5 separate regions of the Homo sapiens genome follow, and all the other regions are linked to region 4. A link is a contact called in ENCODE Hi-C or POLR2A ChIA-PET data. All regions are on one chromosome and are shown on one strand. The core of a region is the stretch at or near the end of the contact, and the rest is flanking DNA. Distances in the headings are between cores, read along the strand shown.

Evidence for each region. A loop is a pair of places that touch in the nucleus more often than their neighbours do. ChIA-PET counts read pairs that join two places held with the same protein, here RNA polymerase II (POLR2A). Pooled maps may share reads with other maps.
Region 1: a loop to region 4 is called in a pooled map, with 5 times the contacts of the local background. The contact joins the promoter of OST4 here to the promoter of TRMT61B in region 4. A Hi-C loop is called at or near these places in 1 of 168 maps with a recorded cell type or tissue (B cell) and 4 of 50 pooled maps. POLR2A ChIA-PET finds 5 or more read pairs at or near these places in 1 of 52 experiments (T-cell).
Region 2: a loop to region 4 is called in a map of CD4-positive, alpha-beta T cell, with 19 times the contacts of the local background. The contact joins the promoter of MRPL33 here to the promoter of TRMT61B in region 4. A Hi-C loop is called at or near these places in 1 of 168 maps with a recorded cell type or tissue (CD4-positive, alpha-beta T cell) and 7 of 50 pooled maps. POLR2A ChIA-PET finds 5 or more read pairs at or near these places in 2 of 52 experiments (HepG2 and PC-9).
Region 3: a loop to region 4 is called in a pooled map, with 11 times the contacts of the local background. The contact joins the promoter of AGBL5-AS1 here to the promoter of TRMT61B in region 4. A Hi-C loop is called at or near these places in 1 of 37 single-sample maps with no recorded cell type and 6 of 50 pooled maps. POLR2A ChIA-PET finds 5 or more read pairs at or near these places in 1 of 52 experiments (CD4-positive, alpha-beta T cell).
Region 5: a loop to region 4 is called in a pooled map, with 6 times the contacts of the local background. The contact joins the promoter of GPN1 here to the promoter of TRMT61B in region 4. A Hi-C loop is called at or near these places in 5 of 50 pooled maps.

What each region holds. Positions count from the first base shown.
Region 1 is chr2:27,069,094-27,073,272 of GRCh38, forward strand. It overlaps OST4 (oligosaccharyltransferase complex subunit 4, non-catalytic), which reads right to left and starts at 2,561. Exons shown (of 3, transcript NM_001134693.2): 1 at 2,508-2,561; 2 at 2,233-2,370; 3 at 1,379-1,628. The coding sequence starts at 2,369. The coding sequence ends at 2,256. AGBL5 (AGBL carboxypeptidase 5) reads left to right here. Exons shown (of 15, transcript NM_021831.6): 14 at 480-613; 15 at 999-1,525. The coding sequence ends at 1,170. RefSeq lists enhancers at 2,040-2,279, 3,710-3,769 and a silencer at 2,330-3,029.
Region 2 is chr2:27,770,258-27,774,035 of GRCh38, forward strand. MRPL33 (mitochondrial ribosomal protein L33) reads left to right here and starts at 1,462. Exons shown (of 4, transcript NM_004891.4): 1 at 1,462-1,542; 2 at 2,417-2,435. The coding sequence starts at 1,521. RefSeq lists enhancers at 1,104-1,223, 1,457-2,273, 1,514-1,643.
Region 3 is chr2:27,047,579-27,051,730 of GRCh38, forward strand. It overlaps AGBL5-AS1 (AGBL5 antisense RNA 1), which reads right to left and starts at 2,686. Exons shown (of 2, transcript NR_046730.1): 1 at 2,602-2,686; 2 at 2,105-2,426. TRY-GTA2-1 (tRNA-Tyr (anticodon GTA) 2-1) reads left to right here and starts at 3,204; the gene lies at 3,204-3,292. It overlaps TRA-AGC8-1 (tRNA-Ala (anticodon AGC) 8-1), which reads left to right and starts at 3,636; the gene lies at 3,636-3,708. It overlaps AGBL5 (AGBL carboxypeptidase 5), which reads left to right and starts at 4,090. Exons shown (of 15, transcript NM_021831.6): 1 at 4,090-4,152. RefSeq lists silencers at 2,471-2,680, 3,383-3,677, 4,081-4,152 and enhancers at 2,841-3,130, 3,301-3,530, 3,845-4,152.
Region 4 is chr2:28,868,219-28,871,979 of GRCh38, forward strand. It overlaps TRMT61B (tRNA methyltransferase 61B), which reads right to left and starts at 2,091. Exons shown (of 7, transcript NM_017910.4): 1 at 1,361-2,091. The coding sequence starts at 2,059. RefSeq lists enhancers at 85-600, 601-1,115, 1,745-2,269, 1,884-2,053, 2,284-2,433.
Region 5 is chr2:27,627,369-27,631,428 of GRCh38, forward strand. GPN1 (GPN-loop GTPase 1) reads left to right here and starts at 1,682. Exons shown (of 14, transcript NM_007266.4): 1 at 1,682-1,801; 2 at 2,491-2,584; 3 at 3,659-3,698. The coding sequence starts at 1,691. CCDC121 (coiled-coil domain containing 121) reads right to left here and starts at 1,644. Exons shown (of 2, transcript NM_024584.5): 1 at 1,582-1,644; 2 at 1-549. The coding sequence starts at 431. RefSeq lists a silencer at 614-908 and enhancers at 1,357-1,416, 1,477-1,786, 1,827-1,926.

The DNA.
Region 1 (4,179 bases), core at 1,311-3,810, 1.8 Mb before region 4:
GGTAACACATTTGGTTGCTGCTGCTAGGAACAGCCCTGCCACCAACTCCGATTCAGTCCAGATCCCCATGCTAGGTAAAGCTGAGTATAGGCAGAGGCTGACTGGATGGGTGAAGTGTACACTGCTCTGGCAGGGGCTAAAGCATAGAGGGCTCTGAGAGAGGTCTACCAACCCTCCACTATCTTTCTACACAGTGTTTCTCTACTCACCCAGACCTTAGTCATGGTGTAGCCATGGCGGTTAAATGCTGGATCCGTTTGCCACCCCTAGTTATAGACTTGGAGTGCATAGTCATGGACTGAATCCAGGACTTCTCTGGCTATTATCTTGCCTCACCCTCTCAGCTAGAATTCAATGTCCCAGTACCTCTACTGATCCCTATACTACAACACTCTTATGCATGGAAACTCTAGAAGCAAACTAAAAGCAAAAAACTCATGGAAGAATCCAGCCTCTTAGCGCAAACCCTGTCCACACAGGCTAGGCCCAGGTTGGGCCGGGGCTCACCGCCGACTCGCAGAGGGATGAAAGGCTCTTCAGGCCCCACATCCCCTACCCCCCGGACCAGGGAGAGCAGTGAGCTGGAGCTGGGATCCTGCTCTGCTACACCAGGGTGAGCACTTGGGTCCAGTCCCTCACACCACCCCTCACTTCTGTCCCCTCATTCCCATTTCTGTCATTCAGAATAATTTTCTGCTTCCCTACTCCTTTTGAGCACAAAGACTAAATGTACTTCCATTAAGAATCTAGTCCCTGATTTTTTTTTCCCCCACCATGGCCAAGTCTTCAATCCAAAGCAAAAGAAAACAACTTTTAGTCAGGGCCTAAGGTCTAGGAGCTGGCTGGTTCCAGCGTCAAACCACTGTGCAGTAACCAACTTGCCCATCCTTACCCATCTTCATCTCGCTCCACTTCTTTCACTTCCCAGCCCCTGGTTAGCAGAACAGAAGAGGAGGAGAGTTTTCACAGCCCTGATTCCTCTCTCTTTTCTGTTGCAGGCTGCCTCAGGCCAGGCCCCCACGGCCCCGCTCTGCCCCTGCCTTTTCTCCTATATCCTGTAGTCTATCTGACTCCCCATCCTGGAATTGTTACAGCAGGGGTCCCTTGGGCCAACCTGAGGTTTGTTTTGTCCCTAAATCTCCCCCACTGACTGTTTCTCCCCGGGTCTGATAATGCCTTTATGTTCAAGCCCAGGATATAGCCCCAAGATGGGGTAACAGTGGGAAATATGCTAGTTCCCCTCCAGGCCGCTGATTCCATGTGACAGCCGTTAAGTCCTTGGAATGCCAGCCACGCTGTCCAAGGCATTACAGAGTATCACCTTGAGACAGAACAAAACAGGGACCTGCCACCCCTTCCCTCCCTCCGCAGCACAAGATTTTGGGACCACAAAAAAAAGTCTATATTTTTATATTGGGGGGAGGGAGTAGAAAAGCAAGCCCCTATACTGGGCCCTATTCAGTGGCAGCTTCTTGTTCCATAGGATTAAGGAAGACTCTGAGGAAATAAAAGTTGTTTGGAAAAATCCAGGTGTAGTTGCTTTGTATGTTGTGATGGGTAGAAGGGATGAAGTGAAGTGTGAAGGCCCCTCATACCCTCCATCTTGCCTCAGACTATGTCCTGGAACCCTAGAAAAGAGGGGGAAAGACCTGAGGTAAGGAAAATGCTGCAGCTTTCCTCTGGGGAATCCTTCAGGAAGTAACGCCCATCCATGTTCCCTTTATACTTGTGACCCACACTTAAGGCTGGCTCCAAAGCCCCCCCTTCCTTCTCTATAGTTTGGGTCAGCAGCCAACCCCTGGCCTCAGAACATGGAAACAGAATTCTACATCTGTCACCCCCCTCACCAAAAAAAATCTGCCCAAATAAGGCCTAAACAACCTGGGGAAAATGAGGGCTATTTAAGAGCCCAAATCCTCATACTTGGATGGTTCCCTCGGTACCTTCGTTCCTACCGGTGTCAGTGCCTCCTTACAACTATACTCCCAACTTGGGCATCTACCTACTGGAGACTGTGAGGGTTAGGCAACCCACTCCCATTCTAGCAGGGAACAGGTTACGGGGAGAGGACAGCGCGCTCTCTCTCTACTCTGTGCAGACAAAGGGGCCCAGTTCTGGACTGTATCATGCTTGGCCCGACACTTTCTGATTGTAAGTTTCGAACCCTGCTAGCCCTGGCGCGGCCTCGCCACTCAGCTCTGGGGACTGGGCGCTACAGCCCCGGGCCGTTACCTGGGGCGGAGAAAGCGCCACTTTCATTCCTGCTTCTTGGGATTGTTGACGGCCACGTAGTGATAGAGAACGACAAGCAAGAAGAGCGACACGCCCAGCATGTTGGCGAAGATGGCGAGCTGCACGTCCGTGATCATCCTGCGGAGAAGAGAGGGGCTGAGCTGCGGGCTGGCGCACTCCTCGCCCTCGCAAGAACCCGTCCTCGCCCCACGGGCCAGCCACGGCCACGGCCACGGCGGGGCTGGCCCGTGGGACGGCCCCTGCGTGCCTCTGACCTGACCAGTCCGGCTCGGCTCCGACGCCACCAGCGAACAAGCCCGAAGTCAGAGACCTGGACCGGAACTTCGTAGCGCCAGCTCAGGCCCGAACAAGCCGCTTCCGGCGGGGGGCGCGGTCGGGACGGCCTCTCTAGCCCCGCCGTCTCGTCGGCTCCGCGCGGCGCGTTACGGCCGCGGCTGGGGCGGGGCCTCGGGCGCGGCTGCGGTGGGAGGTCCAGCCGTAGGGGGTGGGGCGGGGCTGCGGACGCGCGCCTGGGCCCGGCACCGCACAGCTGGCTGCAGCTGGCGTGGCTCGGGACGCGGCTAGCGAAGCCGTGGTGGCCGCCTCCCCGGAGCCGAGGAGTGGGCTGGGGCGAGGGTGCAGCGGCGGGGCCGGCGGGATACTCCAACCCCCTTCCGGCCCCGGCCCTCAGTACTGCTGCCCACCCTTCGCTTCCCGGCCCGGCCCAACCAGGTGCTTCCTTTGGGTCCTGCCCTCAGTGCCCTCTCCCTGGCCCGGACGGCGGGGACAGGGGTAGGAGGCGTTGTAGAATGGGGACAGGGCTGGTGCTGCCGGGTGCTCCTTTCTCCGGCGCCATCCTTTGTGACCCACATGCAACCAAGTAGAACCATCCTGCCTTTTGTGATCTGACCAGGTTCTGTCTTAGCCGGGCTCCCTCCCTCCACCCTACCCCCCGGAGGTGGGCGTCGGAAATAGGGCGGACCCTCCCGGAATCAAAACCCAAACCGTGGGACTTCGGCCAAGTGGGAAATCACCCCCCGGATGTGGGGGAGGGAGAAGGGGAGGAATGGAGAAGAGGAGGAAGGGCTGGGACAAGCAAGAGGGGTCCTGGGTTCAGGACAGATTAGGTCGCCGAAGAGAACGAAGAGCGGTGGCTGCGGGTAGCCGAGGGTCTCTGGCGAGGGGAGAGGCACCCTGGAACTCTCCAAGCCTCTGCCCAAGCCAGAGCTTTCTCCCCCCTCACTCCATGCTTTCTCTCAGCTTCACCATAAAAGGGAACGGCACTGAGCCAGGCCGGGGCCGGGGGCTGGGCTGTTGCTCTGGAGCTGTCAGGGGTAATGGAAGCCAGTTGCTTTGCGGTAGAGGGGGGCCAGGGCTCAGGGGAGGCCTCTGCTTCTCGGAGCCAAAGAAAACTCTACAGGAGATGCTATGGGCTTGGGACAGGGGACCAGTTTCCCGCCTGTGTGCACTGAGCTGGGGATGCACTATCCCAAAGTAGCCTTCCCGGGCCTGGGACCATCAACAGCTTGTCACCCAAGGGCTTCAGCCCCGTGGCTTCTAAACATAATCCCTGCCTTTAGTAGTCTGTAGTTCCCGTGGCCTCCCCGCACCTCACCACCAGCCCCCACTCAATATTTCCCAGAAGCTTGATATTTAGAAAGCCGAGTCCCCTCCACACAACACTGGTGAAACCCCAGACAGGTACTCCCTTATGCATCCCTCAGTAAGCGGTCTGTTTCCAGCTCCTCTCTGGGAGAGTAAGGGTCTAGGTCTTAAGGATTACACGTCATTATGCTTCATGTCTCCTGGAAATTTGAAGCAGATCCAAGTCCAACCAAACACTTAGGTCTACTGTTGAATCAGAACTAGCCCTCCCTTTTAAAAATAAGCTCTACCTTTAGGCCAGCCCTGGAAGTTAAACTTTCTAGACTGAAAATGACAGGAAAG
Region 2 (3,778 bases), core at 212-2,711, 1.1 Mb before region 4:
CTGGGCTAAAGTTAAAGTGACTTTCTAAGGGACAGAACAAGGACTAGAAATCATGTTCCTTGGCTTCCAGTCTTGTGTTTTCTTATAAATCCTCTAAAGGAAATATAAGAAACCTTATCCTCTTGAACATCTGAAGCTCTTTTTTGCCAATGCAAGGTAAGGAAGGATTTCGGCACCTGGAAGGTACTCAGTAGCTGGAGTCCGGTTATGGGAAGATAAATATCAAGAATGATTAGAAGGAAAAAAAGTATTATAGGTACTAAGGAGAAGGACGGTCTTAATTTAAAAAATTGAATTGTATTGTATGGAGAGCTGATTTTTTTCCTCCTCATCTTCTTTGTGATGGCACAGAGAGCTGAATTTTCTTTAAAACAGTTTTATTACTTTTTTTTTTTTTTTTTTTTGAGACGGAGTCTCACTTTGTCGCCCAGGCTGGAGTGCAGTGGCGCTATCTCGGCTCACTGCAACCTCCGCCTCCCGGGTTCAGCTAATTTTTGTATTTTTAGTACAGGCGGGATTCCGCGACGTTGGCCAGGCTGGTCTCAAACTCGTGACCTCAAGTGATCTGCCTGCCTCAGCCTCCCAAAGGGCTGGGATTACAGGCGTGAGCCATGCGATTAAATCTTATTTCACATCTGTAAGACTTCATATGTAGATACAAATCACGGATTAGGAAAAAAATCCAAAAGTCCTGATTATTAGTTGCGAAATGAGGTTACTGACGAGGTCCTTGGTGTTAGAGGAGCCCAGGTTCCTTACAGAGCCATGAAAAATTAATGATTGCAAACTGGTAGGTCCCAATGTCTACTGGGAAAGGCATGAGTCTTTGGAGTCAGATAAAATCTAGGTTTAAATTCTTACTCTGCCACCTGGTAGTTCTGTGATATTAGGCACGTGATGTGAATGCTCTCAATCTGTTATTTGGCTTCTATGTCAGGAACTGTGCTAGGTGTTTGGATACAGAAGTTTGAGATGCAAAGGGTCCTGCCCTCCTAGAGATTGGGATAACTAAGGAAAGGTGGGGTTCTTAATGCCGAAGGGACTCAGAAGAGTGAGAGTAAGGCTTAACCAGGCGGAGAGGGAGTTGGGTCGGGGGAGGCAACATTTTAAGAAAATATGCGAGGGGCTGATACGCTGGAGCGGCCGAAGTACAATACACAGTTGTTCTTGTGGGTCTAATGCAGGTGGTTGCGATTATTTCGTGAAACAAATATGGAAAGCACCTAACGCTGAAAGCACTTGACCCAGAAATAGGAGTCAGGGCCGGGGCGCGAACCCTGAGCTGTAAATCCCTTTCCAGAATGATGAGGATTCCAACCTCCAGCACGACAAAAGCAAAACACACTCGCTCTGAGAAACCGAGGAACGAGCCAGACGACTGGAGGCAGGTTCCAGGCGGGGGGCGTGGCCTCGGGCGACTGCCGGATGTCCTCTTCCAGAACCGGGCCGTGCCCCGGAAGCAGTTGTTGTTGGTTGGGGGCCTTTTGGCCGGTGACGGAGACTGCCCAGGTGTGGTCACCATGTTCCTCTCCGCGGTCTTCTGTAAGTGGGGCTGGAGACGCCGGTAGGGGTTACGGCGAGGGTTAGGGGGCCGTGACAGGCAGGGCCCCGGAATGATGCGGGGAAGGATGTGCGAACAGGACGGGAAGCTGCAGCTGCGTACTTTTCCAGGCCTTCAGGACCACAGCGTCCGGCATGCCCCGCGGCGCGCCTCCCTGCGCGGACCTGTGGGTGCCTGAGAAGGGGTCTGCGGTGTCTGGATTCAATTGCCGTCCTCACGGACCGTTGAGTCTGGCTGTGGGGCGTTTTTCTCCAGCCCGTGTTAGGAGAATCTTTGTCCGAAGGACCTCAGAATTTGCAGCCCACCTATTTCGAACTCTAAAAATAAGGAAACCGCTCCCGAGAGGGGCAATGAATTGCCTGAGTAATGCGGCAGGGCAGTTAAAGAAGTCCTCGGGCTCCCGAGTCAGTGCTCTTCTTTACCCTTGGCTGACTTCCCAGTTAGATTTAGTATCTGGTTTTCACCACATGTGATGGTTGTTGTAATTTGCAAAGGTTAAACTTGTCAAACAAGAAGCTTGCTGCAGCGCGAATACTTGCACCTTAGAAGAGGGAAAAAATGGAGCAGGTATTACTTTAGAAAGATTTAAAAGGTAGCCAGTCCAACAGTCATGAAATTATGCAAAATATTAAATCTAGAATTGTGTTGGTCTGATTGGATCTTTTAACCTTCCTTCTATAAAATCCTAAGGGGATCCCTAATAGATAGGGAATAGTTACTTGAGTGACACCTCATGGCATATTTCATAAGTTAAATATTTTTGGTTATTACTGATATTTATATGAACTTTGCATAAGAAAGAGAATACATTTATATTTTTATTTTCTTTTCCAACCCTTCCTGTCTACAAAAAAGTTGCCAAGAGCAAGTCAAAGTAAGTAAAGATTTTTCCTTTTTTAAACGTCACTTGTTTATGTTGGATTTGTTAGTCTAGCTGCTCCCAGTACATCCTTATATGAAATTAAGCATTGGGCCTTGATTTCCTAAGAGTTGGTTTGTGGATTACTTAGTTGATTATTTTTTCTTTATGAACTCTTTCAAAAATATTTTCCCTCCTGCTGAACTGAGCTACTTCTGTGAGCATTGAAATACTTGAAGGAACCTTTGCTGCTTTTCTAGTCCCAGGATTTGTGAGCTCACTGTCTGTTTCTAAACAAACCATTGGGCTGTGCTGTATTTGGACTACCACCATATTTCCATTTCCTCAAATCGAGGACCAGGGGCCATGTGTCTGGAGCTCACTACGGGAATCCAGAAGAACAAACTCTGCTTTGATTAAATCATAGTCTGTTTTAATGAGTTTTGTAATCCTTTGCATTCATGGTATAAGCATTTCAAAAATAGCCAAGATTAAAGATTCCATGCTGTACCAGAGAGACTAGAACTACCAAACTTGTATTTCAAAATAAATGTTGTAGACAATAACAGAAGATTTTGTGGTAAAAATAGGGAGGTTCTAAAGCAGCTTTTCCTTGCAACTCAAGACATTGAAAATCCTTAAAGCTAGTCTTTTGGATTAACGTTAATGAAAAACATGTATGTTAGCGCTTTCCCTCCCAGTATCTTTCAGTGATTCACGTAGCTTTCGCCACAGTCCAGTTATTTATGTCAAAATTCCCTGCCCCAGGGATCTATAGGAATCTCTTGCCTTTGGTTTCTGTAGAGGTATATTCTGACTCTCGTTCTTTCTACCCTTGTGACATATTTCATATATGTCTTGCCTGATTGACCTCATGTACCAACTCACCTTCCATACAGTACTGTTAGCTCCTAGAGGACATAGACATAGACTTGTAGAGCTTTGTATTTCCCAGAGTGCCTTCCACAGAGTAAGTGCTTAATATTTGTTGAATCTGTGTTGAATAATTATTGTCTATCTTAATTACAAACAAATACTGTATGCCTCTTATGAGGCACTGTGCTGAATGTTGAAAGCAATGCAGTGGTGTGTAATATAGTCTTAGATGCTTCCAGGTTGTTTTGGAATTACATGAGAAATAAAATAACATGGTCTACATGGGGAGACAAGACACATGAAAAAATAACAAACAGTACAGGTATTAAAAGATCTGGTGAGGCAAACATGGACTTTCTGCTTTGGATGAGTGGAACTTAAATGAAATATGAAGGGGCACAAGGTTTTGCGCATTAGCAAACTAAAAGCTTTAGTCTCTTTATTTTGTCCCTTCCTGAATATAATCATTTATGCCCTGGAAG
Region 3 (4,152 bases), core at 1,436-3,935, 1.8 Mb before region 4:
GTCTGCAAATAGGGATAGTTTTATTTCTTCTTTTCTAGGTTGGATGCTTTTTATTTCTTTTTCTTGTTTAGTTGTTCTGGCCAGAAATTCTAGTACAATGTTGAGTAGCAACAGTGAAAGTAGGCATCTTTGTCTTGTTCCTGACCTTAGTGGTTGTTCCTGACCTTCACCGTTGAGTTTTATGTTAGCTGTGGGTTTTTCATAAATGTTCTTTATCATGCTGAGGAAGTTCGTTTCTATTTCTAGTTTTCTGAGTTTCTACTTTTCATGAAAGGGTGATGAATTCTGTCACCCTTTCCTGTATCAATTGAGATAATGTAGTTTTTTTCCTTCATTTTATTAATGTGGTATATTACATTGATTTATTTTTCTTTTTTTCTTTTTTTGAGATGGAGTCTTCCTCTGTCTCCCAAGCTGGAGTGCAGTGGCCGGCTCACTGCAGCCCCTGCCTCCTGGGTTCAAGTGATTCTCCTGCCTCAGCCTCCCGAGTAGCTGGGATTACAGGCGTGCACCACCATGCCCAGCTAATTTTTGTATTTTTAGTAGAGATGAGGTTTCACTGTGTTGGCCAGGCTGGTCTCAAACTCCTGGCCTCAGGTGATCCGCCCACCTGGGCCTCCCAAAGTGCTGGGATTACAGGCGTAAGCCACCAGGCCCGGCCTACATTTATTTATTTTTCTTATGTTGAACACCCTTACATTCCTTCAATAAGTCTAACTTGGTCATGGTTTTCTCCTTTTAATATGCTATTGGATTCAGTTTGCTCGTATTTTGTTGAGGATTTTTGCATCAATATTCATAAGGGATGTTGATCTGTAGTCTTCTTGTGGTCTTTTGGTCTGGCTGTGCCATCAGAATGATGCTGGCCTCATATAATCAATTAAAAAGTGTTCCCTTCTTTTCTATTCTTTCGAACAGTTTGAAAGGATTGGTGTTACCTTCATTTAGTGATCTGAGAGAAAAAAAAGGACTGGTGTTAATTCTTTAAATGTTTGGTAGCATTCACATGGAAGTCTTCTGATCCTGGACTTCTTTCTGTTGAGAGGTTTTTGTTTGTTTGTTCGTTTGTTGAGACGGAGTCTCGCTCTGTCGCCCACGGTGGAGTGCAGTGGCACGATCTCGGCTCACTGCAACCTCCGCCTCCTGGGTTCAAGGGATTCTCCTGCCTCAGCCTCCCAAGTAGCTAGGATTACAGGCATGCGCCACCACGTCCGGCTAATTTTTTATTTTTAGTAGAGAAGGGGTTTCCATGTTGTCCAGGCTGGTGTCGAACTCCTGAACTCAGGTGATTCACCCGCCTCGGCTTCCCGAAATGCTGGGATTACAGGCGTGAGCCACCGCGTGTGGCCTTTTCTTTGAGACAGAGTCTCTCTCTGTCTCCCAGGCTGTTGTGCAGTGGCGCACTCTAGGCTCACTGCAATCCGCCTCCCAAGTTCAAGCGATTCTCCTGCCTCAGGCTCCCGAGTTGCTGGGGATTACCGGAGTGGTAGGAGCTCACTACCACTCCCGGCTGCTTTTTTTTTTTTTTTTTTTTTTGAGACGGAGTTTCGCTCTTGTTGCCTAGGCTGGAGTGGCGCGATCTCGGTTTACTGCAACCTCCGCCTCTCGAGTTCAAGCGATTCTCCCACCTCAGCCTCCGGAGTAGCTGGGATTACAGGCGCGCGCCACCATCCTCTGCTAATTATTTTTGTATGTTAGTAGAGACAGGTTTCACCATGTTGGCCAGGCTGGTCTGCAACTCTTGAACTCCGGGGATCCGCCCACCTCGGCCTTCCAAAGTGCTGGGATTACAGGTGTGAGCCACCACGCCTGGCCATGAATGTGATTTTTTGATATTGAATAATAAAAGCTATGCAGATCTTCTATATTCTTCTATCTAAATGTTGACACAACTTTATATCTAGAAACTTCGGATTTAAAGCTCAGCCCGAGAGAACCCATCAAATGTTGGAGCTGCAAGGGGCTAGAAAGCATCACCAGACCTGGATTCGCGGGCGATGTTGGCTCAAGGTAGCACAGGACGTTGGCCCAGAGCTGGAAATTGAGGCCAGGTCTTCCGGCACACCCACCCCACAGGACGACCAAGCAGGGCTTCACAGAGGAGTTGGGGGTTAGGTTTATTTCTGTTGTTAAAAACCCGGTGAACAAAAGGTTGTGGAAAAAACACATGCAAAAGACAGGCGAAGGTGTGAGCTGGATAGGGACAAAGATGGGGGAACCCGTGGGGTCACTCCTTGACCCCACCCGGGACACCTAGACATCCACAGTGTCGGGGGAGGGGCCCCAGACCAGGCAGAAGACCCTTCCCCGGCCCTGGGGAACCCAAGATTTCCGAGAGTAAGCGGACCTGTGCAAAGACCCACAAGGGAGGCCAGTGGCCTGTGCTGGGCACTGTACAGCCGCCCCGACCCCGACCTCACGTGGGCCTCGGAGGCTGCAGGGACCTACCCGGCCGCGCGCCGCCCACCATCCCAGGTCTACCGCAGGGGAATCCCCCAGGCTTGCGAGCGCTTCCGAGGGCAGGAAAGCCTGTACTGCAGCCCCGCCGCCCTCTCCTGGCGCGTAGCCCTCTCCCCGAGCCCTCGGGCCACGCCGCCAGGCCCGCGATCCCAGGGCGGCCCGGGGGGTTCGGCACAGCCCGATAATGCGCCGCGCCGAAGCCTGCAGCACCCCGCGGTCGCCGTCTCTCTTGCACTGGTCAGGACGAATAGAGCCTGACAAAACCTGAGTTAATTGGCCGAGCGAATGTCGTTCGCGTCAGGAGAGCACGTCCGGAGAAGCCAAGGGAAATGTGGAGCAGGAGCAGCCAAAGTGGCCCATCGGCTCTCGAGCAGGGTTTGCGCGTCGCGGTCGCAAAGCCCCTGTGAGTGCAGGTACCGCGGCACAAGCGCTGCCCCGGAGCTCCAGGAGGCGGCGGCGGGCTCGGCGTTCGCGGTCCAGGAGAAACCACCGCGGGGTGTTGGGAACATTTTGTTAAAAAGCCGGGAAGCTCAGGGCCGGTGTGGCCTCCGTTCTGGCCTGAGAACCCGGACTTTGGGCAGCTTCTTTTCCTTGCCTTTGGGTCTCCGGCTTTCTCAGCTCTGTGAGGTCCCATGGGTCTCCTGCCCTGGCAGGTTCCTTCAGCTGGAGAAAGCGGGGGTCATGGCTGGATGAGGTTGCGGTAAGCATTAGAGGGCTATCAGCAGCATCTTATCGCAGCGGAGCCTTCGATAGCTCAGTTGGTAGAGCGGAGGACTGTAGTGGATAGGGCGTGGCAATCCTTAGGTCGCTGGTTCGATTCCGGCTCGAAGGACTTCGTCTGTAATTTTTAACCTCAATTTAATTCAATTATCCCATAAGGGGAAAGGCTTGGAGGCCTCCTGTGACTTAGCATTCGTACTGCCGTCAGTCCATAGGGAACACCGTAGTATGTAGTATACGGTAACGCTCTTTCTGCGTTCAATGTACATGTGGTAACGTGTTTTAGAATGTTTTCTGCTTAAGCACACGATTATATGCTTGATTTTTAGAATCTTGCACATGGATGCCACTGTATTGTACTCTGCTAAATAAATGTCCTGAACTGTGGTTGATCCACTGGTCAGTGAACAGTGCAGTGAACCTGTAAGGCAAAGGGAAAGAACTAAGCAGCAGGCGGGGGATTAGCTCAAATGGTAGAGCGCTCGCTTAGCATGCGAGAGGTAGCGGGATCGATGCCCGCATCCTCCACTCAGCTTTTGCGTCCGTCACACTACAGAACACAAAACGGGAGGGATTCCCGGCGCAGTGGGCTACGTGTTTCATTTTAGAGACACAAGACTGTTAAGCGATAAGGAGTTTCACACGATGTCTTTTTATTTCGCAGTTGAGTCCCAGTTTCTGCCGCTTTATCTTTCCCGCCTCCCGGCAGGCAGGCCGTTAACCGTCTTCCGGAAGACGCTGCTAGAACCCTCCGGCCGCTCCTGCCCGCCATCGTCCCCGAACGACACTCGCTCAGGTACCCACTAACGTGCGAGGAACCCTGAGAGCTGACCAATGGTAGCGAGCTTTACTGGGCGGGTCGCCAGCTGCAGCCACGGCCAATAGGCGAGAGACTTCTTGTTTCCTGGCAGAGCGGGGTCCCGGCACCGCGGCGCTCGGGTGTTTTTGGGGGCCCGGGTGGAGGGCCCGGGT
Region 4 (3,761 bases), core at 841-3,340:
CCTCATCTGACCCATTGAGGCCACAACAGAAACTCTGCAGCATTCCTCCCTTTGCAAGAACAATTCTCTTCCTAGATCTGTTTACAAGGCAAGCTCTTCCTTATTTAGGTTTCCTATCAAGTGTACCTCCTTGGAGACCATCTCTCCTCACCTGACATAAAGTATGCTCATACCCCAGGTCACCCAAAACAATGTCATTGTTAATATATTTGTCTTCATGACACTTAACACTACTGGAAATGACCTTATTCTTTCATTTACTTGTTTGTTCTTTGTCACCCCTTCTAGAATGTAAGGTCTATGTTGAGGGTGAGGACTGCAGTTCAACACTATACTTCCCTAAACAGTGCCTTGAGTATGGAAGGCAGTCAATTTGCTGAATAAATAACGAATGAATCCTGATCTGGAGAAAGGAGGAGGAGTTGTGTTACACAGGAACATTCTACTCAAGGACTGTGACTAAGGATTGAAATAATCTGCTAGCAATAGATGATTAGCATAAGCTTCAAACTAGGGCTGGGCGCGGTGGCTCCCGCCTGTAATCCCAGCACTGGGAGGCCGAGGTGGGCGGATCACTTGAGGCCACGAGTTGAAGACCAGCCTGGGCAATAAGGCGAAACCCCGTCTCTACAAAAATTAGCCCGGGGTGGTGGTGCATGCCTGTAGTCCCAGGTACTCAGGAGGCTGTGGTGGGAGAATCGCTTGAACCCGGGAGGCAGAGGTTGCAGGGAGCCAAGATCGCAACACTGCACTCCAGCCTGGATGACAGAGTGAGAACTTGTCTTAAAAAAAAGACTGAAACTAGGCTTTAGGCAGTTAACTTTTTAATAAAGAATAGTCATTTTATGTTTGGTGTTGAATGTTAGCTATTGTAATATAAAACTCTATTTCTTCCCTAAAAGGGGAAAAGCACCGTAATGTACCTATTGTTAATATACTCTTGTAACATGATTATTGAATATTAAAATATCATCATAGTAGTACTAAAAAATTGTTCCCTAAGAGTTCAACATTCTCTTGAGTCCTGAAGTTATAAACTTAAGAGTAATGGGGAACAAAATTAGTACTTATTATGTACGTAGTGAGTTCACATCACCCTAACAGAAAGTTGAGCTATTATCCACATTTTACAAATAAGGGACTCGAGACTCCTAAGTTAAAATTAAAATCTAGCCGTTCCCTAATGCTAATTTTCATCATGATATGTAAAAGTTATAACCATTGGTTTATTTTAAAAGCCTGAGTACAATAAAAAATCCAAACGTTCTGAGATGTCTTTGAATACATTAATCAGGACTGAGTACTGCATCTGTCTTTGCCCCTCCTGAAACCAATACACACCTTATCTCCATCGCATTACCTTTGGGAATGTTATGGCAGTCCCTCTTTTCATCAATACTACATAGTCTTCCAAGGCTGGCCTCCTCAGCATGTACTGCTTACCGAAGGAACTCCTCAGTATCTGGCCGGGGAACTTCCCCACGATCTTGCCGAACGGGACTGCCCCCCAGTTACTATTTAAGAGTCCGAAGTTGTTCAACCTAAATAATTTCTTAAATTTTGTTTCTCCCTCCCCAGTCTCAGCTAAAATCAGTTCCCCAGCCTGAAAGGGTCTCTCTCTGGAAGTTGAACAAGAAGGGGAGACGTGACGCTCTTCGACCTCGGTAGCGGACTGGGCCTGCGAGAGCATCGAAGGATCCTCGGATCCCTGGTGTGTGGGACCGCACCGGCCCTGGTCTCCGCTCGAGTCCTCGAGCTCTCGAGGGGATGACTCTTCCCGCAGCGTCGGCAGTCTGAGGTTTTCCAGTGACGAAAGACATCCAGTCCCAATGTCCGAGATGCTCAGAGGGAGAGATGGGCAAGACTCTGCTCCTGGGGCTTTCCTTTGTGCCGCCTCGTGCTCTCTTTCTCCATCTCGCAGGTCTCTAGGCGAGGACCTGCAACACAGTGACCGAGCTCCCTCGAAGGGCTCCTGCCCCAGGCCGTGCAGGAATGAATTGGTTCCGAGCCCCTGCCGCAGGCACAGCAAGACAGGACCGCGGCACCATGCCATTAGCATAGTGTTTCGCGAAGGCGCCGTCGCAGACGAGTGACGCAAGCCTAGCGCGACCCCTTCTTTCCCAGTCGCGCGCATGGCGCAGCAGCCCGATGGCTCTGCAGCTGCGTGGGGCTCTACAGCTCCGCGACTGCGCCTGCGTCGGGGAGGGGGCGGTGCGCTAGGTCAAGCTAGGGCGCGGGAGCAGCGGAGTCCTGGTTGAGTGACCATCCAAGGAATATGTCCTCGCGCGCGGCCGCCGTTTTCCTTTTCGGAATGTGGGTAAAGAATTTACCGCTAACAGACGACCTCCAGGTTCGCTCTTGGACAGCAAGATTGAGAGACAAAACTTAACAAAGCGCTGTGCAAACTGAAATCCCAGGCTTAGCTCGCTTGTGTCTTGAACACGGAAGTCACCTAGTCACCCACAAGATGTATGAGTACAGCTAACCCCCAGATGCATTTGACAGACGGCGTGGGACGCGCCACTTGCTGATTGGCTCTCCTTTCCCAGTTGACCGCGACATCCCCCAGCCCCAACTCCCTTTTGATGGGGCTGTGACCACCTGCCGGTCCCCTCACCCACCCCTCACGCCCGGAGAGTCCGAGGTTGATTCGAGTACTCACTATGTGCTTATGTAACACATGTTTTCATTATTAAAATATAACTAGTTTACCCTCCCAAAACGAAATAGAAGTGTCTTAAAATGGAAACAGGTATCTTTGGAGGCCAGAGTTATTTAGCGTTAAATATCACTAGCCTCCCAGCATTTTGGGAAGCCGACCGAGGCAAGCGGCTCATTTGAGGTCAGGAGTTCGGGACCAGCCTGGCAAATGTGGTGAAACCCCGTCTCTACTAAAAATACAAAAATTAGCTGGGCGTGGAGGCACGCACCTGTAATCCCAGCTACTCGGGAGGCTGAGGCAGGAGAAGCGCTTGAACCCGGGAGGCAGACGTTGCAGTGAGCTGAGATCTCGGCACTGCACTCCAGCCTGGGCGACTGAGCAAAACTCCTCTCGGGGGAAAAAAATTAGTCGGGCGCGATGGTGCACGCCTGTAATACCAGCTACAAGGGAGGCTGAGGCATGAGAATAGCTTGAACCCAGGAGGCGGAGGTTGCAGCGGGCCAAGATCGAGCTACCACTGCACTCCAGCCTGCGCGACACAGCAAAACTCTGTCTCAAAAAAAAAAGAAAAATCGCTAGCCTCTTTGCTGGATATTAGTTGACTGGGCAAAAGTTTATTGAGAGTCTGGCAATACGAGGCACGTTAGACACTCATTTAAGTTTCCAACAATTCTGTGTTAGAAACAAATCCATTTTATGAGTAAAAGAACTGGCCCAGGGAGATTAAATAATTTGGGGAAACCAGGAGTGGTGGCTCACACCTGTAACCCCAACACTTTGGGAGACCCAGGCCAGAGGATTGCTTGAGCCCAGGATTTCAAGACCCACGTGCAACATAATAATAATAAGTTGGTCAAGATGCATAGCTGACAAGTGGCATTGCAGAGTTTCCTATTTAGTCAGTCTGGTTCAGCAGCCCATGCTCTTTGTACTGTAACACCGTTTGGAAAGACTGGTCAACAGCACAGTTGAACTTAAAGTCCAAGTATATTCAAAGGGCTGTGAAGTCAATGTGAATTCTGTTTAAATTTGATGAAATAAATCTTGTTATTCTTTTTTTTTTTTTTTATTTGAGACAGAGTCTTGCTCTTGTTGCCCA
Region 5 (4,060 bases), core at 432-2,931, 1.2 Mb before region 4:
GCCTGTACTTCCCGTGTCTTTGAAGCTGTCTCAGCTTGGACTTTCTTTGTCTCCTCCTGTAATGTCTGTATTTCTTTCTCCTGCTTTTCCTTTAATATAGCAATGTCCCTCATTGCCTGCAACTTCCGCTTCAAACTGGATTGGATATTTTCCTTTTGCAAGAGCGCTGTTTTAAGCACTGAAATTTGTTCTGCATATCTGGAGGCTGATTCTTGTCTTCTTCGTTCAATCTCTCCACTTTTTTGTAAATAGCTGTTCCATACCTTCTCAGGTTGCTCTGTGTACTCTTCAGTTTTGTTAGTCAGGTATTCCAGAAAGAATCTGTTTTCAGCCTGGACAAGTAACTTTTCTCGGTGTAGCTCCCTGGATTCCTCCAGTAGCTGTTTCCGCTGGGTTTGAGCTTGTTTTATATGCTTGTTCAGATCCGTCATTTCCGCCACTATCTTTTCTTTAAGCCTTGTCTCTACCTTTGTTAGCTTCTCTGGCTTGACAAAATTATTTATTAGACTATGATACGGTGGAAGGAGCCTTCTGGGGCCCTCAGCAAACCTGAAAGAACAAACGAGACATTCCTCTGTCAGTTAATGAAACTTTAGGAAGTAAGTGCACAACTGTCCTTCATTCATACAAGAGAATATTTCTGAGCACCAGAATGTTCCAGACATTATGCAAGGTGTGGGGAATCCAGCTAGTGGTAAAGGATGAGGAATGTAGCTCGTCATTTACAACGTGCATTCACTACAACCCTGGGAGGTATTACCTCAGTTTTAAAAAAGGAGAAAACAGGTTCAGAGAGTTTAAGTGACTTGCCCATGACTCACACCACTAGCAAGTGGCAGAGCCTGGGTATTAAAGCCAGATCTTATGACTTACTGAACACTGTTTGCAGCTACAAAGGGTCACAGAAACAGACTGGGTGGTCAGGAGTAGAAATAATTTTCTAGGCTCTTTCATCATCTTTCCTGAGTTTCTGAGGGACCTTCAGTGACTGGAGGGGAGGAAGCTCCCCTCCAGTACCTACTTGCACCTGGAATCCAAGCATTCATCCTGAAGGTCACGGCAACTGTGTAGTTCACTGAGGGTGACTGCCAAGGAATGAGCGCTAGCATCAGGAACCTGCGTCTGCAACTCGCGGGAACAATGTGCAAGTGTGGAAAGCTCCCGTAGTTTATTCGTTCGGTGCTCAAAGGGTCTCGGTGCTGCCCAGCAACCCTGGAGACTGCACCCTGCTCCAGTCCCGGCTGGTCCAGCCCTGAACTGTTTAACCGCCTCGGCTACCGAATAAGCCCGAGCAGCCGGTCCTCCAGTGGCTCCGCTCCCCGTTCTCTGTGGGCTCAAAATGACAGGCATGCTCCTCGTTTTCTTGCTGTGTGAGCCCTGCCCTCGGGACCCCATCTCTTCTGGCCTTCCTCCGGGAGACAAAAGCCCTCCCAGGCTGCAGAGATCAGCGCCCTTTTCCTAGCTCCCTTCAGCCTTCCTCTCGCTTGCTCAGCGCCCCCACTTCCTCGCCACTGTCACTAGTTGACTCATCAGCCCTGCCCGACGCTAAGAAGATGCCCTGGCAACCGCCGCGCCCCTCACCCGCTCCTTTCTGACGCTGTGGTGGTTTTCGTTCGCAGCCCAGAACATTGCGGAAGTTTCTCTACCCATGCGGTGTCTCTATGGTCGGGTGGGTGGGGCCAGGAGGAAGATGGCGGCGTCCGCAGCTGCCGCTGAGCTCCAGGCTTCTGGGGGTCCGCGGCACCCAGTGTGTCTGTTGGTGTTGGGAATGGCGGGATCCGGGAAAACCACTTTTGTACAGGTGACGTACACAGCATGGGTGTAGTAGGGGAGCGCAAAAGGTTGCCTCCGGCAGGCGGAAGGCCAGGAAGAAAGGGAGGGAAGAGGATTTGGAGGGTACCGGCGCATGGCTTTCGGGGGCTTCCCATCAACTTTAGTTCCTTCCCCGGCAAAGCCTCCTCGGGCCCTAGCCAGGTTAATTAAGGCTCTCTTCTGCGCACCTTCAGGGCATACTCGGTCCAGCTTACCACGTTGTACAGGAATTGTCTTGCTGATAAAATTGCGTTTCTCGGAGGCAAGTTACAAGTAACTTTAAAGATTAATACAGTGCTAGCACACAGGTTTTGGTGAAGATTTGCCAAATATTTCTTGCACGCCTGTCATGTTCCATTCACTGGGGATATAGCGAAAATGAGGTTGACAAGATTCATTCGTGGGGCCAAATATTTAATGGAGGAGATAGAGAAAACCCACATACGAAGAATCAAAACAAGTAAACAAGTGACTACGAGTAGGGGAAGCTTTGTTAGATGGGTGATGAAGAAAGGTAGCATTTGAACTGAGAGTTGTATCTTGGAGGTGGACATGGTGGATATTTCAGGTAGAAGAAAATCTAAGTGCAATATTCTTAAGGCATGGGTGTTAAAGGAATGGAAGTTCTCTCTTGTCCCCTCTTTGTCTCCTTCCAACCCTCTCCCCATATCTCTGCAGAGGCTCACAGGACACCTGCATGCCCAAGGCACTCCACCGTATGTGATCAACCTGGATCCAGCAGTACATGAAGTTCCCTTTCCTGCCAATATTGGTGAGTAAACCAGTAACATAACTTGTGTGCAGTGCTTTAAAGAGAATGGAAAAGGCCAGGCGTGGTGGCTCACGGCTGTAATCTCAGCACTTTGGGAGGCCGAGGCAGGTAGATCACGAGGTCAGGAGTTCAAGACCAGCCTGGCCAAGATGGTGAAACTCCATCTCTACTAAAAATACAAAAAATTAGCCAGGCACGGTGGCAGGCACCTGTAATTCCAGCTACTCGGGAGGCTGAGGCAGGAGAGTTGCTTGAACCCGGGTGGCAGAGGTTGCAGTGAGCCAAGATCGTGCCACTGCACTCCAGCCTGGTCAATAGAGTGAGACTCTGTAAAGCCTCCAGCCTGCCAGTCTTCAGTGCCTTCTTTTTTCATGTTTTCTAAACTATCTACTTTCATTTCCTTTGGATTTGCTTGCATTCCTAAACAGCTTAGGTTTTTTTTTTTTTTTTTTTTTTTTTAGACAGAGTCTCTGTCACCCAGGCCAGAGTGCAGTGGCGTGATTCACAGGTCACTGCAGCCTCAACATCCCAGGCTCAAGTGATCCTCCCACCTCAGCCTCCTGCCGCTATGCTGGGCTAGTTTTGTTTTGTTTGGAGAGACAAGGCCTCTCTATGTTGCCCAGGCTGGTCTTGAACTCCTGGGCTCAAGTAATCCTCCTGCCTTGGCCTCCCAAAGTGCTGGGATTATAGGTGTGAGCCACTGTGCCCAGCCTAACTCCTTTTAAAAAATCATGTCTGCATTGCCATTGTGTTGCCTTTGTCAGTAATAGGCAATTAGTAAGAAGCATTTTTTCCCCCTTGATTTTTGCCTCCCTTTTTCTAGGCATGTTTAAGTTGCATGAAACTTTGCACTTTGTGGAGACAAAACTCTTTGCCACAACTTTAGAGCTCCTAGCCCTAACATTCTTCATGATTTACTTGGCATTTATTCTTTGTAAGGAAGGAAACCAGTGTGAAAGTGGAGGTGGTAGAAGAGAATGCTGACAGGAGAAGGCTAGAAGGCCAGTTTTACTTTCCTGGTGGTAGGGAATGTGTATGTATTACATTCCAGTTAATTCTTTTTTTTCTCCTCAGATATTCGTGATACTGTAAAGTATAAAGAAGTAATGAAACAGTATCCTTTTCCATCTACTTTGGTCTTGACTCATTCCTGGCTTCTTGTCTGTGTATTTTGTGGCTTGAAAGAGTGTTTTTGCCTTTTCCTTGTGAAATATACAAGCAAAAGGATGGAAGCTGATTGTGGGAGAGGTAGGTGATCAGAAATACTATTTCAGCTTGAGATTTTAGTTTTCTTACCATCTCCCCAGATGGCAGGCTGTTGTAATTAAAGAGCAGAGAGTATGATAGGATAACTGACAGCTACCTGGGTCCCACAAGGTAGTATTTTGCCTTGGAGGATCATCTGTTGGTCACCACCTCTTTAGACTGGGAAACTCAGAAATGAGTGAGTTTAGTTGGATTAACTCTTAGTAAATT